Linked DNA regions of Mus musculus: region 2 is linked to region 1. A link is a contact called in ENCODE Hi-C or POLR2A ChIA-PET data. All regions are on one chromosome and are shown on one strand. The core of a region is the stretch at or near the end of the contact, and the rest is flanking DNA. Distances in the headings are between cores, read along the strand shown.

Region 1 (7,862 bases), core at 2,588-5,087:
TTGAGCCCATTCTTTTATTAATGAAATTAAGAACCCCAAGAAGGGACCTTGATTTCCTGGGTATCATAATTGGCTCCTCCTGAACTCCCCCAGGTGTCTGGTAACACTTGCTGCCTGTCCTTCCTTTTAATTCTTTCCTAGGTGGACAAAATAACTTCTTTCCTGCATCCCCAGATGACATCAGTACTTTCTGCTGTGGACCTGTGAGCCCATGGCAGCAGGGCCCTGAAGACCCGGGGGCGCGGGGTGGGAATCTTTGCGATGTACGAAGGCAGCAGCTTACTGAGACTCTTGTGAGCTGAGAAGGGCCTGCTCTGGAGGTCCTCTAAAGGGAAAGTGGCAAGGACCAGGGGCAACATCTGAGGACCTTAGGAACGGGACACTTTCCCCGGTGAAGAGGCTGTTCTACTTCTACGAAGCTACACCACGCCACTCCCCTTCCTTCTGTTCACCGACCCATCTGGCAGAGCAAGGTTCCCACGGCAGGAGCAGCTACAGTCCTGGGGCTCTCAGCACAGCGTGAGTGGTGAGCTCAGGACACAACCCTGTAGTTGCTACAAACATGGCGAAAGCCAGTGCAGTGGACGTTGTGCCTGCCGAGGTGGAGCTCTTTGGTGAGACCCAGGAGCCTGGGGACCGCTTTCAGAGGACCTTGAAGAGACTTCAGAGGCCCCTGCTTAGGGGCTTAGGAGCAAACCTGCTGCAAGTGGAAATGGGGAGAGCCAACGGGAACTTTGTGCAAATAAACTCCCTGGTTCCGCCCCAGGGAAGGAAGGAAAAACAACAAACAAACAAAACACCTCTAAAGACATACAGATGTAGTGACACATAAACTCCTGCAGAGGGCGCCAAGAGCTAGAAACGCCACTAAGCGAAATTTAACCTTCGGTTTGCTGTTAATTTTTATTAATTTCATTCCGAGAGGGTGGCGTGTACCACTTTTCACCTCACCTCCTCTTTTCCTTTTTTTTTTTCTTTTTCTTTTTGTTGAAGCTAAATTCACACAGCATAAAACAAACCACATTGGCACTTAAGACATTCACAAATGTTTTTCAACTAGCACCTATATCAAATCTGAAAATAAACTCAGTGCCTTAAAATAAGGCCTCAAAACCATTATGCAACCCCATCGTTCCACACCCATTTCCATCCCCTCCATTACTACTCATCTTAGCTGAATCCCTAACTAGCCCTCGCCGTTTGTGCTTACCGCTGAGGCACGTGGCTGAGTATCTCTTTGGCTCCCAGCTGGACCCTCTGGACCATGCACCACCGTGGTTAGAGTAATGCACTCAGGCCTGAGCCAATAATAAAAGAGGGCACACTCTGACTCAGTCTCCCGTGGGTCTGGGGGAAGTATCCCAGACAGCAGACCCCTTAAAGTCCCGGCATTTGAGAGGTAGAAGCTGAAGGATCAGGAAACCTTTTTTGAAAATAACTTTAAATAAATGATAAAATGAATTCATTTTTAACTGGTATATTAAGATTATACATAACTATGGGATAGCCCTGGAGTGATAATGTACAGGTGTGTAATATCTAAATCAGGTGGGACAGCTGCCCACTGTGTGTTCTAGGAACCTTTCATGAATCCTCTAGAAGAGCAGCAAGTACTCTGAGCCACTGGCCCATCTCTCCAGCCCTGTCCTACTGTTCCTGTCTAATCTTGTACAGACCCTCTGTGATCAGTACAGGTGCTCTGTGATCAATATAGATGCTCTGTAGTCAGTACAGACCCTCTGTGATCAGGACAGATCCTCTGTGATCAGGACAGATCCTCTGTGATCAGGACAGATCCCCTGTGATCAGTATAGATCCTCTGTATCAGTACAGATCTCCTGTGATCAGTACAGATGCTCTGTGATCAATACAGATGCTCTGTAGTCAGTACAGATCCTCTGTGTTAGCAGATCACCACTTCTTGCTATTTAACACTTACCTCAGCATCCATCGATCAACCCCTTTGGTCCCAAACTCTGTTCCACAGCATTCTACTTTCACCTTCTCTGAGATCAACATCTCAGCTGCCATGTATGAGTTGGCTAGTGCTGTGCTCATTTCTCTGTGCCTGGCTCATCTTACTTAACATAAAAAATCTCCAGTTCTGTGCATCTTGTTACTAATGATAGGTTTCGCTCTGTTCTGGTTGCAGAGTCCTGCTGCCTAGCTTTTCACCCTCCAGTGCTGTGGGTTTATTTAATTTCTCTTAGCTATCAAGAATAGGGCTGGCCAGGTAGTGGTGGCATATACCTTTAATCCCAGCGCTCGGGAGGCAGAGGCAGGAGGATCTCTGTGAGTTCGAGACCAGCCTGATCTGCAGAGTGAGTTCCAGGACAGGTAGGACTATTGCACAGAGAGACCCTGTCTCAAAAAGAAAAACAAAACAAACAAACAAACAAAAAAATGAAAACCCTAGGGTGGCAGTGCATTCGGAGTGCATCCATCATTTTTACATACTGGTATAATTTCCTTTGAGTGCATTCCCTGTGGTGGGACGCTTCATGGGGTAGTGTTTTTTCTAATTTTTTGAGGAATCTCAGTGATAAGTTATTTCTCTGCCACTGAAATGAGCCAATTTAAACCAGATTAGATTCTATTAAAGGCAGGTTTATTGGGAAGCTGCTCTCAGGTGGGCAAGTTCACTGGCCCCAAGGATTGAGGCTAGGGAAGTCGCCATGGAAAAGGGATGGAGGGGAGAGAGAGAGAAGAGGAGAAGAAGAGACCAAAATGTCTGGATTATATAGGGAGGAGCCTCTGGGGCAAGGACAGCCCAGCCTCTGGGCAGGAAAGTTTAAGGTGGGGGCAGGGTATGCCAGGTAGGGACTAAGGGATGCAGGGAGAACCTGGAGGGCAGGGCTGCTTTGATGTGTAAAGTATGCACCTCAGTCCCTTGTCCCCGTCTGAAACCAAACACTCAGGCTGCTGAGGGCTTTCTCTAGATAGTGTAAGTCCTCCGTTCTGACTCACAGGATCGGGGAGATGAGTTGCAGGGGGCACTGCTGCCTAGCTAACATAACTCATGGTTTCATGTGGCGCCCCCTGGTGTTTGTTTACCAGAAGGTGCACCCCAAGGAGACAAGCAGAAAAGACCTTGGGCCTGGACTTTCTTATTACTGCCTGGCCTAGAGCACCTAAGAGTCCTACACCACCGGGTGTGATGGCTCACACCTTTAATCCCAGTACTCCGGAGGCAGAGGCAGGTGGATCTCTGAGGTCGAGGCCAGCCTGGTCTACAAAGTGAGCTCCAGGACAGCCAGGGCTATACAGAGAAACCCTGTCTCAAAAAAAAAAAAAGAGTCCTACACCATCTGCTGAGTTAAAGTGAGCACTCCGCCCTGCACAGAGCCGAGTGGCCCTCCCTTACCCAAAGTCTCTAGAGACACCAACCCTTTTAAGTCAATAAGAAGGACAACCAGGTCAAATAGAGCCTGGCCCAGTGCCTCACTCAACTGACAGGTGTAAGACTGGCTCCGGTGAAGCTTCCAGGACCTTACGGTGATGGGGCAGAGGGAAGAGATGAGGAAGGGTTTGCCCTGGATTTCTGGACAGGAGTCTCCACAGCCAAAGCCAAAATCCTGTCACTTTCGATACCATGTCACAATGTTCCCAAAGGCAGCGGCACCAACGTGGCTGCTCTCAAAGGTCTCAATAACCAGAGTTTATCTGAACTCCCCAACTCCTACGGCTGGCTAGGATCCCAGCACGAATAATAGATGTCCTCTTCTTTGGGCTCCTGATGTCCCCAAGTTGGCCCAGCTGCCACCCTCCTACAGGCCACCTCCCCTCATCTCCGTGCCTTCCCTTATCCCTCATCCCAGCGTCTTTATCTTATATGCTCAGTACAGCTGGCCATATGCCCCTTAGGGAGGGTTTTTTTTTTTCCTGTCGAAACTGCCCTTACCGAAGGTAAGAGTTAATTATTTTCTGATGGCAGTAACCAGACTCAACAGAAGCTGGTGAGCTTGTCTGTTCTTCAGTTTCTAGGTTCCCCTCTCATATCGCTGGGAGGCGAGGCTTGATCACTTGGCTTGTGCCCTGCCAATCTGAAATTCTCAGGGAACCCAACCAACTCTGACGCTCTCAAAGTCAGCAGAACCTGGAAAGCAGGCAGCCGGCTCAGAGGTAAGTGAGTGTTTTCCTCTTTAATGGCGCGCCTCCATATTTTGGGTTGGATGTCTCCACATGCTCAATGGGCAGGGAGAACCTGTGGCTGCCCTAGTAAGCCAAGATGGAGCCACACAAGAGCCCTTGCCTACAGGACACACTAGATATGAAGGGCAGCCTAAGGCTGTTCCAGGACGGGCTTCTTGGGACTGGCCCCCCAGTTACCAAAACACACTCTCCAAACAGATTGTGCTAACTACCCTAAATTCCTGAGTTTGGGGGGGGGAGGGGTCCTCATCCTGCTGAGGAGAGAGCTGTGTCCTCTAACCCTAGCTGGAGGGTTCTGCTAACTGTCTCAGGGCAGTTAGACAGTGGAGGGTGTCACAGGGTTCTGATGACCCGAGAGTTGCCTACTGGAGCTAGTTTTTCTCCATGTGCCTGCAAAGGGCAGGAGCTTGTGTATAAAGTCACACAGGAGTGGGTGGTGGAGGGAGCCTCACTCACACAGAGGGGCAGCCGCGGGATTCTGCAGGTGGGGTCTGTGCGGAACGACCCTGTTTCTAGGACTAAGAACTCATGTGGTAGGTGAACAAGCAGCTACCTCTCTTAAGCTGTTTCTCCATTCTCCTACTAGATCCCTAGCTTCTCTCTCACCATAACTAATGTGTATCTAATTCTATGTGTCCCCAATAGATATGGCAAGGGCACACCCTGGAGATGCTACTCTGCCAAGCATCTTGGTCAGCTTCATCTTCCTGCAACTCCTGACTTCTGGGAACGGTAGGACGCCCCTCCCTTTCTGACCCTAGGAGCGCCCAGCGTCAGGTTGGGGCTTCCAACAAAGCTGGGGTTTAAGGGAACTCTCAAAGAGGAAAATGGGGGCACAAGGGGAGCCCCTGCCTCCTGCCTGTGACCTAACCTAGTCCTTTCCTTTGCATCTCTAAGGAAAATCAGATTTCCTCGTCCTTGGACCTCCCCACCCACTTCTGGCCATAGTTGGTCAAGACAAAGAGTTGCCCTGCAAACTGTCACTCAACATCAGCGCTGAGGGCATGGAGCTGAGGTGGTACAGGGACAAGCCCTCGTCAGTCGTGCATGTGTACAAGAATGGGGAGGATGTGTATGACGAGCAGATGGTGGAATATAAGGGAAGGACCTCATTCAACGGCAGCCATGTAGCCAGGGGAGAAGCTGCTGTGAAGATCCACAACGTCACCGTGTTTGACAACGGGACTTATCACTGTGTGTTTAAGGAGTACACATCCCACAGCCAGGCCACCCTGTGGCTGAAGGTGGCAGGTGAGGTTTCGTGTGTGTGTGTGTGTGTGTGTGTGTGTGTGTGTGTGTGTGTGTGTGTGTTGGGGGGAGTGTCTTCTACTCCTCAGCTTCTCTCAGTGTCAGCCAGGATTCCAGACCTCGGTCCCCAGAGCCCTGAGTCCTAAGGCTGCAGAGGCTTTGGTGACACCTGCTTCTAGGCAAAGCTGTTTTCCCTGCAAGCTCTGTGTATGGTGTAGTTCCGTCTGCCTTTATGTCACACCCTTGTACCAGAAAGAGAGCACAGATGTGGGGGAGGGGGTCAAGGCATGGGAACAGCTGGGGGAAGTGGAAGGAGAGAGGGAGAAACAGGAAGACAGTGAACAGGAGACAGAAATAAAGTGAAGAAGAGAACAGAGGGAAGTCAGGAGCCCAGAGAGATAACAAAGAGAAATGGGGAGAATGACAAAGAGGCTGAAACTGCTGAGGTTTGGGAAAGTGAGAGACAGGAGGGAGACAGGAGAGAGACTGGGTTGTTTGGGGCTATGGAGAAGTTTTCCTAGGTGACAGACCCTAGCTCCTTCCTCATTCTCATACTTAGTAGAAAGCTTTGGGTTGTTTTTTTTTTTCTTTCTTTCTTTCTTTCTTTCTTTCTTTCTTTCTTTCTTTCTTTCTTTCTTTCTTTCTTTCCCCCACCCCCATTTCTCTCAACCGTTTTATTTGGGATGAAGGTATTGCATTAGTAATGTTATCACACAGATGTGCTCCATGCAGATTCATAGAACCTACTTAACACCTGCAAGCCATCCCTTCCCACCAGTTGTAGCTGCAGGATCTGAGCTGCTGTCTCTTCCTTCCTCCAGGGCGGGGCTCGTCCCCCAGAATCCGTGTGACTGACACCCAGGACAAAGGCATCCGGGCCGAGTGCACCTCAGCAGGCTGGTACCCCGAGCCCAAGGTGGAGTGGCTGGACCTTAAAGGACAACCAGTGTCTGCTGAGAGTCACTTCTCAGTTTCAGCCAGCACTGGCCTCGTGGCCCTGCTCTCCATTGTGACTCCCCAGGATACGGCTGTGGGGGGCCTGACTTGCTCCATCTCCAATCCCCTCCTCCCAGAGAAGGTGACAGAGACTTACCTGCTGGGTGAGTATCTGCTCAGTTCAAAGACAGCAGAACCAGGCCCTGGGTGCCAGGGATGTTAGGAGAAGGCTATGCAGGCAGAGCCAGAGAAGATCCTCCCTTCAGCCTGGCCAAGAGGGTCGTAGGGATGTTGGTTTCCAAGACAATGCAGGGATAGGGATGCAGGGAGATCCACTAGGGAAGCAAGAAAGATCCACCCTGATACTGGCTTTTCTGTTGCTGTTGTTGTTTTTAAATGGATCTTGGTTGTTGTTATTGGGGTTGTTTGTTTGTTTGTTTTGTTTTTTAGAGAAGTTTTAGTTGATGGCAAATTAAATCAGAAAATGCATAGACTTTTTCTTTAAAAAAATATTTTTATTTTATGTGTATGAGTGTTATACTGACTGCGTGTAAGTACAGTGTGTGTCTGCAGTATCCTTGGAACTGGAGTTACAGATGGTCGCTGTGAGCCACCATGTGGGTGTGGGAAATGGGACCAGAGTTCCTCAGGAAGGGCAGCAGAGCTCCTAACCACTGAAATGTCTCTCCAGCTCCTGGGTCTTCAATACACCTCATCTCACGGTCATAGCGCTCTCGGTTATGAACGCCCAGAAAGGGAGCATGACAGGAATGAAAAGGCAAGAGCAATCAGGCTCAGCAGCAAGTGTGTAGGGCTCGCCAGTGCTGGGTGCTCGGGGTGTGGACATGGGAGAGTTGTTATCTATTTGTCGGTACTGCACAATGCCTGTAAGTCCACTGCATTCCCTCTTCCCACTTAATGCCTGGAGAACCGGACCTTTTTTTCTTTCTATGCATGGTTTTGCCTTTCCATGATTCACCTTTGCCTGGTAGTTACTGAGAAGGCACCATGACCAAAGCCACTTACAGAAGTAAGCATTTAGTTGGGGGCTTGCTTACAGTTTCAGAGGGTTAGTCCATTATCATCATGGCAGGAACCATGGTGGCAGGCAGGCAGGCAGGCAGAAATGGTGCTGGAGAAGTAGCTGAGAGACCCAGTTGCAGGCTGAGAGAGAGAGACACTGGGCCTGGCATGGGCTTTTGAAAACTCCGAGCCCACCCCCTGTGACACATGGCCTTCAACAAGGCCATATCTAATCCTTCTCAAACAGTCCCATTAACTGGGGCCAAGTTCTGAAACATCTGAGCTTATGGGGGCCATTCTCACTCAAACCACCATGCCTATAAATCATTTCTGTTGGGGGCTGAATTATCCCACTGTCTGGATAGATGACAGTTAGTTTACCTAGTTAGCTACTAAAGGATAGATGTAGCTTGTCATGTAAATTTTTATTTCTTTATAATCCTTTGCTTTTCAACTTTTTGTTTGTTTGTTTGTTTGTTTGTTTTTAAGCTTATCACTGTGTA
Region 2 (7,804 bases), core at 4,293-6,792, 60 kb after region 1:
TTACAAAATAAACTATATACAATAACCATTGTAGTGCTCAGCCCATATGTTCCAAAACTATAGACATGACAAGTTAGCTGCTTTGACAGTCCCTCAGAATTCCTGTATAATGGTGGAACTTCAGTCTTCAGCCCTCTGGCACCGTATAACTGACAGACTTTTCTGTGCAGCAGGAATGATGAAGGACTTAGCTATCTTGTTCTTGCAAAGCTTGGCAGTTGAGTTCCCTGCATCCCAGTTTGTCCATTCCGGACAGCATTCAGTCAGCATTTGAAGCACGGACAGTTTCTTGCACAGTGGCAGTGGCCACATTTGAAACAAACTCCATAGGGAGATTCTTTGATGCTCAACTTTCTTTGAAGTAGAAAAACGGGTCCTGTTGCCAAAAAGCCTTTTAATAATAAAACATCTTTAAATGTCATATTCTGTAGATCTCTGATGTTTCCAAAAACCATCTATAACTGAATTGTCTGTTTCTAGTTAGTCACTATTTGATTATTAGTCTTGAAAACATCTACTGGAGGCTAAATAAAACTTATTTTGAAAATAACTAAACTGGTATCTATAAGACCATACATTTGATTGACTATTAACATGTATTAATTATCCTAAGCTGTTTGTAATAGTGGCTTTTAAGAGAATGGGAACTTAATACTTCATTTTTAATAATCACCTAGGTACAAATATTATTTGCAGTAGCAAATAAGAGTTGAAAACATAGTATGTTGCAGCAAAATATAACCTCAATTTTGCATTAAAATACAAAGATAAAGGGCTGGAGAGATGGCTCAGTGGGTAAAAGCACTGACTGCTCTTCCAAAGGTCCTGAGTTCAAATCCCAGCAACCACATGGTGGCTCACAACCACCCATAATGAGATCTGACACCCTCTTCTGGTGCGTCTGAAGTCACTGTACTTATGTATAATAATAAATCTTTAGGCCAGAGTGAGCAGGGACTGAGTGAGCAAGGTTGACAGGAGTGAGCAGAGGTCCTAAAAATTCCCAACAACCACATGAAGGCTCACAACCATCTGTACAGCTACAGTGTACTCACACATATAAAGTAAATAAAAAAAAAAAAACAAAGATATATACCAATGTAAGATTTTTGGCTTGCTGATACTCTTTGGTCTAAAAGTAGAACTTAATACTCCACCCTTTTTTCCCATTACTCCTCTATCCTCCCACCCCCTTTTTCCTCAACACTAGAACGGTGAGAAAGGATCGAGGAAAGAAAGAGAAAACTCTGAGTCTAACCGTTATCGTTTCCTCCCTGATCCAAGACCATTACAACTTGTAGCCACATCCCTTAAATGGCAAACACCCATAACTTATCCAACTACCAAAACAATCACCCTGCCTTTGGGAATGGGGGGTCGCTTTCTTAAAATTGCCATCTGCTGATTTGGGGCAGTTTCCTTTTGGGGACCAAGAAGACTGGGAAGATGGTCAAATCCTAAGAAAGCTGTAGCAGTCGCTGTCCTGTCTCTATGTGCCGAAAGTTCAGGGCTTCAACAGTCTGTGATGCTGACCAACTGGGGTGAAGTAGCTCTCTTTGAAGCTATCCTGGATGCAGACTTTTGAGGGAGTCTGAGGTAGGACCAGGCAAGATGCCGGAATAAATACTGTAAGGGTCCATGAATCGCCGAAGAATGATAACCCAGACTCAAATAAATGCAAAAGCAGAGTGTTTTATTCTGCAGAAGTCCCGCATGCTGGGGTCTACTGTTTATCAAGATGGAGATGCCCAAGAGAGCTCACAGGCCCTATTTAAGCACATTAGGGGGAATTCCAGGGAGGGGTGGGTAACCTTATCTTAATTCACTGGCTCTATATCTGGGGACATTCCAGAACCACCACTTGGGGCTGGGGGCTGTGTGGAGGGGGGGCGGGGGGGGGTGTTGACTGTTACTGGGGAAACCTGGAAACTGTTGCTGGGGAAGCCTGGAAACTGTTACTGACCATTGCCCTTGCCTCAGGCCAGGTGGGGGGCAGCAACTGAGGGTGGGGCACTTTCTGATTGGCTGCCCGAGGCTTAGAGGATTTTCCAGTAACTGACTTTTGCCCAGTTCTGAGAAACAGAGATCTAGGCCTGGTCTCCTGAACTGCCAGTTTGAAGCCTGTCATGGAGTCAGCCTGTCTCAGTCCTCTCACTGTGCCTCAGCATCTCAGCGTCCTCAAGGTGGATCTTGTCAGGGCTGCTTTTCTGGTGGTTTTTCAAAGGTAATCAACATTTCCACTTTAACATAAAGTGTGAAGTGCACACAAATCAGTGAAAGATGAGTCTTTGCTCTTTGAAGAAATGAAAGACATCTGTCTGTCTTTATACGTTGGTTTGGATTCTCTGACCAACTGTGATATAAACTTCCATCCAAGCTGTATGAAGGGATGGAATGGCAGGTCCCAAGTGTTCCCCAACAAGGGGATACCCTGTCTGTCTCTCGCTGAGCTACCATCGTTAGTCCTGTTAGCCTTTGCCACATTTTTTGTGTATTTCAGAAGGCTGAGCCTTTTTTTTAATCATCTCTAGAAAAACATTGTTTCTAGGAACACTTTACCTATAATCCTTTTGACCTTATTTATCGTAATTAAAACATCTGACAATTCTGATTTTTCTTAAAACCTTTTAAGACTTTTTTCTATTAAAGTAACCTCTGGTTTTGTGTCCATTAATCCTTTGAGCTCCTCTACCCAACTGTGATTTTAATTTTGGCCTCTTATCATTTATAGTAGTTTGTTATAATATCTGATTTTGGGTATCTTTAGAATCTCTTGTTTTATCCATAAGAGCAGCTCTATAGTAAATGGCTTACTTAAGTTTTGAACAGTTGCTTGTCCTATCAGGCTTAGATTTAAGCCTACCAGGCTAGAATGTTTTACCAGGCTAGAATGTTTTTCAGAATACTCTTTCCTTGGTGGACAGGAAATGAATGGCTCATGTTGGTTTTTGTAGAGCCCGGAGCAAAGCCTCTTTGTTTTCCAACTGACATTAAGGAATTGCCTTGAGTATCTTTGGATGGCCTACATTCATGAGCCTTACTTCCATCCCTTCTACACCTTCTACACTGCACAGGAGACTTCTTCCCTGGACTATCATAGAATAATTTATCCTTAGGAACTATTCACAGTCACAGCCACAGGCTTTGTATGCTGAGTTTGTCCCACCATAACTGAATTTGGGTATTAAACTCTATATCCGCAGGAGTTTTCATCCATTTATAAAGAGGTACAAATCTGGCCCTTTTATGTCCAGTAGCCTTTTTGCACTCAGCATTAGCATTTTTAAAAGCGAAACATTCAATTAAAATCTCTCTAGCAGTTGGATCTGATATTGCTCTATTTGGAGATAGAGTTAACCTTGGTAAAAAGCCAGTGAAAGATTCATCTGGGCCCTGGGTCACCTTTGTAAAAGACTGAACTCCACCCTGTTGTAAGGCTCTGTTGTAGGACGGCATCGTCAGGGTAATCTGGACTCTCAATCCAGAACAGTCCTTCACTTAGTAACTGATGGCCGACACCATCAGCACCTCCATCCTATTTCACTGCCCCACACGGAAGCCTCATCTTTCCACCTCAGCCATTGCAATTGAGGGCCAGGCTTTAAGATGGCTGGCATCAAATCTCTCCATTTGATTGGAATTATATGATTTTTTTGTGTGGCCCAGTTATTACATATGGTGAATGTAAGCCATAGCTCATTACTGCTTCCTTAAGCGTTCTAAAATCCTGTGCTTCTAGAAGTTGCCATTCAAATTCTTGATAACCCTGTGAATTTCTTTCATCTCCTCCCAATTCCTTTATCAAGTCTGGAAAATCATTTTAGGTTTTTTAACAGATGTAGACTGCCCTTTTCAGTCTTGTTCCAAGGTGGTACTGAATGTTTTAGCCTTCTTTCCCCTGTCTATCTCAGTATCTTTCTCAATTCTAATTATAATTTTTTTTCTAATTTTTCTCCTAAGACCCATCTCCATTTTTTATATTTTCTTCTTCTTGTAGCTCTACTATCTTAGTATTTTCATTTTTATTTATAAATCTTTCCAATTTCTCTTCTATGACCTGTCTTCATTTTTCAGATATCTTTCTCGTCGTATCTCTACTACTTTAGAGTTTTCCTAATTTTTATTTATATTTTTTTCTAATTTTTCTTCTAAGGCCTGTAACCTACATCTTCCAGTCTTCTCCTTATCTAAGTTTGCTTTCTTTTGATCTCTCTTTAAAAAGATATAGAAAATTTGTTATCGTTACTGAAAAAAATTATTTATATGCTGATAACTATAGCAAAAATTATACAGACTCTAGATGCCCTGTGCCACTGAGTTCTTTCCATTTTTATCATAGAAGATATTTTCCCTTTAATCTCTATCTCCTTAAAAACTTCGATTTACCAACTTAAACTATATTTGTCTACGATGTTTTATATTTAGTCTCTTTCCTCTTTTATTGTTTTCAAACTTAATACCTTACCGGTTCAGAAGTTTGGGGCTTTTTAGTCCCATAGCCGCTGCGGGAAAATGTTCCTTTTGTTCTTTAGTGCGTCTGCAGGCTCCACAGACCAGCAAGTGTCTACGGTGGCTAACTTCAACCCCTCAGCTCAGTTCAGGAGGCTGCCCCCATTGTTTCCATCTTTCTGCAGGCCCTTCCGACCTGCTGCTCGAGAATGGCTTTAGGTCTTTACCTGCAGCCACCGGCTGAAAGCCAGGCCTATGTGCCCCAGCTCTGGATCGCAAACTGCGCTTGGTTCGTGCAGCTCTGAGAAGCTGCTCGCCTGCGGGCCACGCCAGAGGCTCGTGGCCGGCCGCTGCCTGACTCAGCAGCCGCGGGAGTGCTAGACCCGGGCCGCTGCAGACGCAGGCTGGAGTGCGTTCCGGCTCGCTACCCAGTTGCTTATAGACGGCCGCTCAAGCGCTCAGCCCGCCGCTACGGGAAATCTTACGGGAGAGAAGCCGTGCCTGGCTTTCTAGTTTAGCACTCGCTGTCCACAACTTTTCTAAGTTGCTGGCCCCAGCAACGTCAGATACACTCGCGGCAGAAGTTGTGGCCGCAGACGGTCACCACCATAAGCTTTGACTGTTTCCTGATTCGTGCATAATCATCCCGTTATTCTAAGTTCTGCCACACGTGGCTGGTTACCTGGTTCTCAGTTTTTGCTGCTATCTCCATCAGCGTTCTGGGGCCAAACTTGCGTCGGTGTCGATCCCGGCATCCACCCCGGCCCCTCTCTTTTCCAGGCATCACACCTTCTAATTTCCTGCCTAAGCTCACTGGCCATTGTATTGACCGGAGAAAGGTTTACACAGTGCACAAGAGATTAGCTACAGAACCCATGGCCAAAGTTTGCAGCATCCGGATCTTGGGGTGCGGGGACACCACCTGCGGAGACTTGTCACCGCAAGAGAGGCGAAAATGCGATCTCTTGCACTATAATTCGATTCCGACCCCGAGCCCCGATACACAGCGGCCAACCCAAGAACAAACGGGTTCTAAAAAATAATAAAAACTAGCTTCCTGCTTCCGCTGTGGTTTCTCTTCCGGCGGAAGTCTGAGAGCTTAGTGCCGGATGTACCCACTACCCAGGAGGCTGAGAGTGCCGCTACCTGCTCCTGGCCCGTTCCCACTGCGCTCTCGCGGCGGAGTTGCCCGATCCCGGTGCACCACGAAAAGCTCGATCCAGGCGCAGACGCCAGCACCATGGCTGCCCCAGACTTGTCCACCAACCTCCAGGAGGAGGCCACCTGCGCCATCTGCCTGGATTACTTCACCGACCCGGTGATGACCGACTGCGGCCACAACTTCTGCCGCGAGTGCATCCGACGTTGCTGGGGCCAGCCCGAGGGCCCATACGCGTGCCCCGAGTGTCGCGAGCTGTCGGCGCAGAGGAACCTACGGCCCAACCGCCCGCTCGCCAAAATGGCAGAAATGGCACGACGCCTGCACCCGCCTTCTCCGGTCCCGCAGGGCGTCTGTGCGGCGCACCGCGAGCCGCTGACCACCTTCTGCGGCGACGACCTCAGCCTGCTGTGCCCCATCTGCGAGCGTTCGGAGCACTGGACTCACCGGGTGAGACCGCTGCAGGAGGCGGCGGACGACCTCAAGGTGCGTTCCATTGGGTGCAGCCGGCCAGTGCCCGGTGCGAAGGGATGTCCCGTTACTGCCCTGCCCTGAGTTGAGGAAGTGTGAGTTACAGTTAACTTGATCCTGTGACGGGGTCGGGATTGTAGCCTGTCTTATTCCAGGATGAGATGCACGTGCATTCTGGGGAAAACCGGGTGTTGGTAGTCAGTCCAGACTCAGCTTGGAGAGCTTGTGAAGGGGCCCGCTGTCAGATCAACAGTTTGGCCTGTGTCAGAGTTGATACTCTGCCAGTGTGTCCCCATCACTGCATGAACTTGGGTGACCAGAATAAACCAGGCACCAAGTCTCCTTTACTTTGGACTTTAGCACAAAGGTGAACTTATAAACTTATAAACTTAAAAAGCTTATAAACAGAGATCGTCCCAGTAATTTTTCATTTCGTTTCGTCCATACCCGGTTTACCGATGATTGGTTGGCAGGTTTACCCCCCTGCCACCAAACCCCTTAATGGTGCTGAAAGAGACCCACATCTCTCCACGAATGACATGATAAGCCCTGAAGGGACAACACTAAAGCTGCTCTATTGCCAAAAAAGAAAACCTTTGTCCTCTGTCCTGTTAAGTTCACTGTCTGAACAACAGACAAGACAGATCAGCTTAAGTAACACTAAGTTTCTCTTGCATAGGGGTTCACACAAGAAAAGAGAAAGAAAAGCTCAGAGAAGCAGTTACCCTTAGGCCTTTTATCCCAAAAGGTGTGGAGTTACCAGAAAGAGACCTTGTGAAATAGGAAATGATTGTGAAATAGGAGGCTGATGGCAGAGAGGGTGTCTCCCTCCTGCAGAATGGATGCTCTGTCTTGCGTACGCTTAGGTATCTGTGGCTGTTCAGCACAGGAGCAGGTTTGGGTGTGGGGGACACAGCCTGCTTTCTGGTAACGCCAGGAAATGGGCAGATAGCTCTTCCCTGTGACCAGTGGGCCTGCAGTGAGCCATCCCTCCACTCACTAGAGTTTGGGAGGGGTTCTTTAGGCCATGCTGGCCTACGTGGTCCTGGTGACAAGTTCACTCTTTGGCTCTGGGGCCATGAGTGAGTAGTATCCAGAAGAGAACCAAAGAGACGGAGGAGGGATTACATCGGCAGGAACCAGGAGCTGAGGGGAGAGCAAGCCCAGGCCTATCCCAGGGCCTCCTGGGCTCCACTCCACTCTCACCACACCCAGGGTAGGAAGTCTGGGTCATTACCTAACCAGTGGTAGGGTTGCATGTGGCCAGAGCTCGAGGCCTTTGCCAAAGTGTGTGCAGGCTGCTGTTGCTTCACAGCTGTTTACAATACTGCTCCTGACTTAAGCATTGAAAATAGGGGCTGGCAAGATGGCTCGGGCGGTTGAAAGAGTGCACTGCTTCTCCAGATTTTCGGAGTTTAGTTCCCAGCACTCGGGTTCTGAGCAGCTCAGGGCTGCCTGTAACTCCAGCTGTAAGGGGATCTGACCTGTCTGGCCTCTACAGGCCTGGCTACTTAAGTGCACTTCCACTTGCTGACACTAATAAAAATTTTTGTTTTTTTTTTTTAAGTGAGAAAATGGCTGGGAGTGGTTTCTTAGCATGCACAAGGTCCAGGGTTACAGGAGAAAACGCTGGAAAGACTCGGGCAGAGCTCAGAACAGAGCCTGGAGGTGTACGTGATGGGGTGGGGGTGGGGGGCAGAGTGAGGGGTATGCCTGATGTTTCCA

The links. Hi-C counts contacts between places; a loop is a spot of excess contacts on that map. ChIA-PET counts read pairs that join two places held with the same protein, here RNA polymerase II (POLR2A).
Region 2: a map of T-helper 1 cell shows a loop between it and region 1 (2.2-fold over the local background). The contact joins the promoter of Trim11 here to the promoter of Btnl10 in region 1. A Hi-C loop is called at or near these places in 1 of 37 maps with a recorded cell type or tissue (T-helper 1 cell). POLR2A ChIA-PET finds 5 or more read pairs at or near these places in 3 of 5 experiments (Patski and embryonic stem cell).

What each region holds. Positions count from the first base shown.
Region 1 is chr11:58,914,071-58,921,932 of GRCm38, forward strand. It overlaps Btnl10 (butyrophilin-like 10), which reads left to right and starts at 3,838. Exons shown (of 6, transcript NM_001363414.1): 1 at 3,838-4,122; 2 at 4,798-4,884; 3 at 5,050-5,403; 4 at 6,222-6,500. The coding sequence starts at 4,800.
Region 2 is chr11:58,972,551-58,980,354 of GRCm38, forward strand. Trim11 (tripartite motif-containing 11) reads left to right here and starts at 5,543. Exons shown (of 6, transcript NM_053168.2): 1 at 5,543-6,094. The coding sequence starts at 5,690. Trim17 (tripartite motif-containing 17) reads left to right here. Exons shown (of 7, transcript NM_031172.3): 7 at 1-525.